Regions from separate parts of the Homo sapiens genome. Here region 2 is linked to region 1. Evidence: chromatin contacts called from ENCODE Hi-C or POLR2A ChIA-PET data. All regions are on one chromosome and are shown on one strand. The core of a region is the stretch at or near the end of the contact, and the rest is flanking DNA. Distances in the headings are between cores, read along the strand shown. Region 1 overlaps NAV2 (neuron navigator 2). Region 2 overlaps NAV2 (neuron navigator 2).

Region 1 (3,934 bases), core at 182-2,681:
ATATATGTATATATATATGTATATACACACACACACATATATACACATATATATACACATACATACACACACACACATGCATATACACACACACATATACTCACATACATACATACAAACACTAATAAACCAATTCTGATGTAGTGCTACCAGTGCTAATACAGATACAGCAAGTAACAAGGAAGCATACAGAAAGGTCACTACCTCTGCTTGGATGGAATCAGAGAGGAGATGACCTGACAGGCAATAAAGGAAAAGATACAAGGTATTATACATGCAAATGATGCATGAGAGCACGAAGCACCCTCTTATGAACAAATAATACAAACAAAAATAAAGTATAACAACTATCCATATAGCATTTACATTGTATTAGATATTATAGGTAATCTAGAGATGATTTAAAGTATATAGGAGGATCTACATAGGTTATATGCAAATACTATGCAATTTTACATGAAAAACTTGAGCATCCACAGATTTTGGTATTTTCTGGGGGTCCTGAAACCAATCCCTCATGGATACTGAGGGATGACTTTAATTAATTCAGCATGAATGAGTTCCTCAATTTCTGAAGAACGGAGTCTCCCCGCAGGCATCTGTGCCCATATTTGTTGATGGAGTAATTCCTGCCACCAAGGAGGGAAGACAGCAGCCCCTAAAAAGCCACTGTGGAAGACCAAATGCTTACATCCTGTTTTCTCTCTACACTAGGCTATTGATCAGCCTCATTCTCAAAAGCCAACATCCTTAGCCCTAAATATCACCAGCCAGGAGCTTTAAACCAACACAATGACTCACAGTGAAAAGGAATTGAGACCACAGCCTCTATCAACCACTAGATGGACACCACAGGCTAAGCTGGCTTTCTCCAAGTGTTCTGTAAATAGAACCATTGAGCTTCATAGCGTGTGGTAGCGAGTTATATAAGCATAAGGTCCTGCCAGAGTAGGCATCAAGAATAGACCATTCTCAAAATATTAAATACCTGCTAAGTCCCAGTCTCTGGGTTTAGAAAAATAATGAGTGCTGTCTGCCTGCTAGGAACTCCAAGTTTAGTGGAGAAAGACACACACACACACACACACACACGCGCGCGCGTGCACATTTCTTGTGCATCTCAGATTCTTGCCTGTTCTTTTCAAGCTCTATCTCTAATATTCAAAGGTTAAGAACTTGTTCCAGTTCACTTGGCAGAGCCAGGATTAAATCTCAAGTCTGTCTGCCTTTTAAGAACATACTCTTTCCTCAGTACCATCCAGTGGCTTTCAGACACTTCCCATGCAAAGTGAAACGCTTATATATAAGGGTAGGTGTGAACCAAGACTACCAGAAACACGTGAGACTGAGCTAACTGTGACTGGGGGAATCCCAGAGGACATCACAGGGGAGACATTTTCTTCAGGATTAGTCAGATGGGCATGAGGGGAAAGGAATTCCAGGAAGAAAGCAGCATGTCCCAGGAGGGAGGGCTTTGCAAATGCAGGAACCAGAGGCAGGGCTTTGCAAATGCAGGAACCAGCTTTTGGTGGTGGCAGGTAGCCTAGAGCAGTGGGAAGTCTGGAGTGTGTGAAGGGAAATGTGGCCGGGGGCAAGTCAGCGAAGGCAGATGAGGCAAAGGCCATGAAGAGCCTCCACAGTCAGTTAAGGCATTCAGATCTGTTCCCACAGGCAATGGGAAGCCATCAAAGGTTCTGAGAGGGAGAAACTTCTGATGTTATATTTAAAGGGTCATTTTTTTGTCCATAAAGGGATATCTACTTATACTTTGGAACATTACACAACTCAGTGCCTCCTTTGAAAAGAAAAAAAAAATCATTTCAAACATATGGACGTGGAGTCTGCCCCTTTAATTTTATTCTGTACCATATGGCACTTTGAATTTTTAGAATATGAGTAGAAGATTGACTTCACAGATCAAAACCTAGTAAGAGAAATTTCATCTGTTATTTTAATTTCCTCCCCACTACAGCCAATGCCCAATTTATCAATCCAATAAAAGGGATGAGTGAGATCAGATAACAACCTGTAAAGTACTTAGACATGCCTGGTATATACCAGGCACAATATAAGAACACACACACACACAAAGTGTAAGAGGCATTTGCCCTTAATTCTTAGCTAAACTACATGGTAATATGGTAATAAAGTAATTTCAGCCCTACCATAGGGAGAATTGAAGGATACACACAGGTGCACATGCACACACCAGTACAGAAAATGAACTAGAGGCATCAAAAAATAGCTGTTATGCCAAGCCGAAGTACAGCATCACTTTAAAAACAGAGGTCTTAGGTTTTTAGAAACCAGAATTTACTTCCATATCAGATTTTCTAAATAAACTTACTATAAACTTTTACAAGAACTTTCCTCAAAGAGCCTCTGTACAGATTGATATATTACTCATACATCAAGGCTACATTTCTACTAAGCCAAATAAACATCTGGACAAAAGCTTTAATCATTTCATTGTTTCCAAGCGCCTGGATGTTTGAGGGAGATAAGGCATCTAGACCCCGACTGGGATTTTGGTCTTTATCAGATACAACTGCAAACAGAAATCCAGCTGAAGGTTTAAAAACCATATTAATTGTAGCACTTCAAAGCTCAGGGAAGTCAAATGACATGCCTAACGTCACAGAGCTGGCAAGAGGTTGGGGAGGGTTTAAGCCCTGGTCTGCCCAATATGATATCCCAGTCTATTTCCCTTTCACTACATCAATTGCCTCAACAATGCCTTATTCAGCACATTCTGAAGCACAGAATAACCAGCCTTTCAATATTTACAACCTTGCCAGTTTATAGGAAGAATATGATGAGTAGAAAAGACATTAAGTGTCTTGCTCTGAACTCTGCGTGTAAACACAAACTGGTAACTTGGCCTCAAAGCAGAAATTCACATGCATTTCCACAGAGTGGATACATGCTTAACAAGTGTTCTAGAATGCTACAACTAGAAGGAGCATTAGGTTCCATCTGGGCTACCTCTCCTCATGCTGAGGGTACATTTCTACATTAAAAGGAACAGGAAGAGAAACCAGACCAAAGTTCTCCAGTTTCAGTAATTGGGTGCTTTGCTTACGTTTCTGAACTTTTTATCTACACTTGCTCTAAGTGCTATCACACATGCTAAAACGTAAACTTGGCAAAGCTGGAACTGAAATGTAAACATCGGTGCTTTTAAGCAAAGGTAAAGGCTCTGGTTTGGATGGTTAAAGAAACCAGGAGTTTCTCAGTCGGCTATCACTAAGATTCAGGTTAGAGTGTTTCAATGTCTCCACCTTGTGGACATAATCAACACTACATCAAAATGAATTCACTGGCCATCTTTTTAGAATTGAAAGACTGGTTCGACAATAAAATCAACTATTACAGGATACAAAAACCTCAAAACAAGCCACAATTTGTTCGGTAGTATATGAAAATGGGAATTGATAATAATAAATCTGAGTCCATGCTAGATACCAAAAGTCTTCTAAACAATAATACAAAGATTACATTATGTGAAATTCAGTTGTAATAGGTGTATGCTATTGTTTTTCATGTTTATGGAAAACTAGAAAAAAAAGGATGCTCTAAGTTGACCAGGTCATTTAATTTCTCACTCCATTAATTGCGCCAGCCATTCCAGGCAGCAGAAATTTGTTGTACTGTAAGGTGTTGGGCAGCTCAGAAAACACTACAAAATAAAGGCCTCAGAAGTGAAAGTTTCTCTCTGACCTTTTTCTGCCCTCTGGTCTCTCAATCCTATTTCCCCTGAGGCCAGCCATAGAAACTAGAATCCCTCTGCCCCTAGGTAGGCCATAGAAATCAGAACCCTTTTTCCCCAAAGCCAGTCATAAAACCTCCAAACATTATTCTAATTTTCCCTCTTCCTTTCTGTGTGAAGCCTGGGCATAAGGAAATTATCTGACCCACCTTGTTTGATTGTAGA
Region 2 (4,118 bases), core at 837-3,336, 49 kb before region 1:
AATCAGAAGACACTTCCGTTCCTGCTCTGCCTTGGAGCTTAAACTTCCTTCCCAATAATAGCTATTGTTTATTGGGATTATCGCAAGTAAGCCTCACAACTCCACCAAGAAGCACTTCTTACTATCTGCATTAATTTACTCCAAGTCATTCACTGGTTAGCAAGTGACTGAGCTGGGATTTGAGCTGAACCCTATTCTGGAGCCTTTGCTCTTAACCACTGTGCTATACTGCCTTGGGTTCAAGGTCTTGCACCAAAAGAAGGATTGGAAAAAAGGAATGGCAGACGAGAAACCCTGACTCCCTAAAACACATCTGGTGGTGTCTGGAACAACAACCAAGGCCAGTGTAGTCCATGATGAGGGCTTCATGTTTGTAATGTGAAAAGCAACCCAGTGGATTTAGGTGCTATCTTCTTTCAGCACCCCCTTAAGTTACACTAAGGCACTGGGAGGGAGAGGGAATTTATGTGAGAATGGCAGGACTGAGCCCCTCTGAAAAAAGTCACTGTAACCTGATCAGAATACCAAAACTGCCCAGCATCAGAGCCCACTGCAGTCACTTCTTCAGTGGCAGCAGAGAGAAGCCAGGCTTCTCTGGCCAGAGCCCTGCATTTACAATGCCCCTGGGTTCCTAGGGGTGCTGTAAGCTCCTCGCCAGTATTGACTTACGGCAGTGGGGAGAGGAGAGACCAGGACTTTACATGCCCATTTGACAGAAAGGGAAACTGAAGCACAAAAAAGGTGTGGATTACACCAGAAACATGGATTGTGAAATTAAAGATTCCTCCTGAGGATATTTTAGCCTGGCAAGCTTACCACCTTTTGGCATCACAATTCTAACTGTTCTGGTGAACATACAAAATAGCAAATTAAGCCTTTTGAGGTGATATGGAGGGAAATGTAGGACCAGTGTAATAACATCTGCTACTAGGAATTCCAGGTGAGCTTCTGGATGGTCAGGAGGTGTCTCCATCTCTGGAGTTTAAAGACCCCTGGTGTTTGGGAACCAATTTTCAGGAGTTCACCAGCAAGTTAAGAGAACGGGCTTATGCAGACTGGATGCAATTTTCCTAAGATGTTTTCTTCTCAAATATTCCTGAACTCACATGAGCCTTCCATACTTTCTAGCAGTAACTAGAAATAGATAGTATTATTAACAATTTAACAAAACCAGAAGCTAGAACATCCAAATCCAATGAACAGAATGGCTGTTTTTCTTACTGAAGAATAAGAGCAACAGATCCCAATAATTCAGGCTAGCAATAAGGAAGGGCTTTGTTCTCATCCCCAGCTCTTAGAGACTGGTGAGGGTCTGCTTCATGCCCACAGCCCTGGTCTGGCCTGTCCAGAACAGTGGGAGGTGTGCAGGTAGGTGGATGTGAATCTCTCACCTTTCCCACCAATAGGGTCCAGTTGCTTCCTTCCTGGAGAGGCAACAAACCAGAGCAGGGGTGATTCTTTTACCTGCTGAACTCAAGTAGAACTAACTTAGAGATGGAGGGAAGTGGGTGTGGGTAGAACAAGAGAGGCAGTGTCCCACACCTGGCACGCTGAGTCATTTACCCCTGGGAGTCGCTCAGTATAATCATTTCAGATAATGGAGAAGGCTTGTATTGCAGGGTCAGAGGACCCGGATTCTGGTCCTGTTTCTAGTCACTTGCTTGCTGTGTGATTCCGGACAAAAGACCTAGTCTCTCTGAATCAGCTGTATCAACTAACTTAAGGGTAGTGGCCATAGTTTTTCCCCTCATAAATGGATATGCAGATAAAATAGACCCTCAATACAGATGTCATCCGAATCCATCCTGATCAATTGCCAGTTCTCACCAGGTTATGATGTAAGTTAATGTGCAGCATGTTTAGAGCACCTAGCACAGGGGAGGGGAGGGAGGTACTTGTCATTTTCCACTCTCAGTGACCTCAGAATCCCACCTTTCCCCTCTCCGACTTCCCTCCCAGGGTGCAGGAAAGGTCTGCGTTTGTTTTCTGGGCTCTGCCTGAAGGGCTAGTTGCTTAGGACAGAAAGCATTTCTGTAGCCTCGCTTCCTCCCAGTTGGTGGAACAGCCACTGTCCACTCTGGTTTACAGCCCATTTATGGTGGGGTAATCTGGTCACTGGGTGTTTGTGTAGTGTTTAATCATTAGGAGGTGGCCAGTTCTAATACTGTGAGCCCCAGGGCATCTATGAATAAGTCAGCTATTTGCTTCAACCTATCAGAGTCTGTTTTTGGAAGGCTTCTCTCCAAGAACACAAGGCTGACCCCTGACACAGACAGTTCCAGGGGCGCTGGGGTAGGTTACTTCTGAAGGGCACAGTGGAACACAGCTACCGGAGGTGGCTATTACAGTGGCTTTGAGTATCAGAGTGGGGCACCTACTGGCCTGGAAAACAAGTGGTTGGCCTTCAACGATAGGATTTCCCAGAGAACAAAACTCCCCAGGCTCAGTCTCTTTTCTCCATCCCTCCCGCACATTCTGTCTTCCTTTCTACCAAACCGGGACTGCTGTTTCTCTCCCTCACCACCTATAACTCCCACCTGTTTTCCAAGGTCCAGCTAAAAGCCTACCACCTCCAGGAAGCCTTCCTTCTGACCCATGCTACAGTGCTCTTGTTCTGCCCTCTGAATCTGAACGCACTGACATCTCCCTGACTGCGCTGTCCCTTCCTTTAGTCGCTCACGACCTGATCTCTGAGATAGAGAGAGGGCTTTGGGATCTTTGAAAAAGGCTCCACTCCAGGCCTCTGTGTCCCCAAAGCACCTCTTACACAAGGAGTTCCCAGCAAGTACTATGCCTGATGAGAGGTGTTAGGGACTGAATTCCCCTTCCCATGCCCCAAATTCACATTGAAATCTAACCCCCAATGCGATAGTGTTTAGAGGTGGAGTCTTTGGAAGGTGATTAGTCATGAAGACAGAGCCCTTGTGAGTGAAGTTAGTGCCTAATAAAAAGGATCCCAGAGAGCTAGCTTGCCCTCTTTCTGCCATGTGAACGTACAAGTAGAAGTCCGAATTTCTGCAGCCCAGAAGAGGGCCTTCATCAGAACTCGACCATGCCGGCATCCTGACCTTGGACTTCCAGCTTCCAGAACTGTGAGAAAGAAGTGCCTGTTGCTTATAGCCACACAATGTGTGCTACTTTGTTATAGCAGCCTGAATGGATTAAAACAGGTGGGACAGCCACACCCCCACATCATCTCAGGGAGGCTTGCCCTGATTTTTTTTTTTATTACACTTTAGATTCTGGGGTACATGTGCACAATGTGCAGGTTTGTTATATATGTATACATGTGCCATGTTGGTGTGCTGCACCCATTAACTCGACATTTACATTAGGTATATCTCCTAATGCTTTCCGTCCCCCCTCCCCCCACCCCACAACAGGCCCCAGTATGTGATGTTCCCCTTCCTGTGTCCGAGTGTTCTCATTGTTCAATTCCCACCTATGAGTGAGAACATGCGGTGGCTTGCCCTGATGTTTACTGAAGACCTACTCTGTGTCACCCACTGTGCTAAGGGCTGAGACAGTCCTGAGAGTGAGAAAAACAACAGTGTTCATAGTGAAAAAGCCAAGGTCTCTGGATGGAGAGAGATAACCCATCCATCTAAAACTGGAGTTCATTTCAGTAAGTGCTGAATGAGCACCGACTATGTGGCAGACATCATATTTTTGGGTCCTGAAAACCCAGTGATAAATAAGATAATCCCTGTCTTCAAGCCAAGCAACAGGGAAAATAGGAAAAAAGAAGGTAAAGATTTGGTTAGACTTAAAATAAAGGATAGCACGGGGTCCTTTGGGAGCCCTGAGGAAGGGACTTACTAGGCCTGAGATGCCTAGAAGTGGGCATTGGAGCTGAATCCAGGAAGAGGATGTGTTAGCCTGGCAAAGAAGGGTCAGGAGAGGGCATCCCAGGGGGCAAAGGCATGGAGGTTTACAATACCCCGGAGCGTGCTAGAGACTGCCAAGTGTTTGGTGCAGCCGGCTTAGATGTTGGGGACGAGGCGGGTGTGATAGCAGGGGCCAAGGCTGGAGGGTCATCTCTGAGGCTTGCACTTTATCCTGTATGTGACACAGAGCCACAAAGGGTTTTCAGCAGGCAGGTGGCACACAGGATCAGA

What was found. A loop is a pair of places that touch in the nucleus more often than their neighbours do. ChIA-PET counts read pairs that join two places held with the same protein, here RNA polymerase II (POLR2A). Pooled maps may share reads with other maps.
Region 2: a map of HepG2 shows a loop between it and region 1 (7-fold over the local background). The contact joins two enhancer-like sites. A Hi-C loop is called at or near these places in 10 of 168 maps with a recorded cell type or tissue (CD14-positive monocyte, Caco-2, Calu3 and 7 more) and 6 of 50 pooled maps. POLR2A ChIA-PET finds 5 or more read pairs at or near these places in 5 of 52 experiments (A673, HepG2, MCF 10A and 2 more).

The regions. Positions count from the first base shown.
Region 1 is chr11:19,951,017-19,954,950 of GRCh38, reverse strand. All of the region lies in intron 10 of NAV2 (neuron navigator 2), which reads right to left. Among named protein-coding and RNA genes, the nearest start is that of NAV2-AS3, 28 kb to the left of the region's middle. Within about 2 kb of position 1,431, at least 5 of the 41 ENCODE cell types and tissues checked have a DNase peak (open chromatin) inside an H3K27ac peak, as active enhancers do.
Region 2 is chr11:20,000,964-20,005,081 of GRCh38, reverse strand. The region is part of intron 11 of NAV2 (neuron navigator 2); the gene reads right to left. Among named protein-coding and RNA genes, the nearest start is that of NAV2-AS3, 22 kb to the right of the region's middle. RefSeq lists an enhancer at 3,543-4,118. Within about 2 kb of position 2,086, at least 3 of the 41 ENCODE cell types and tissues checked have a DNase peak (open chromatin) inside an H3K27ac peak, as active enhancers do.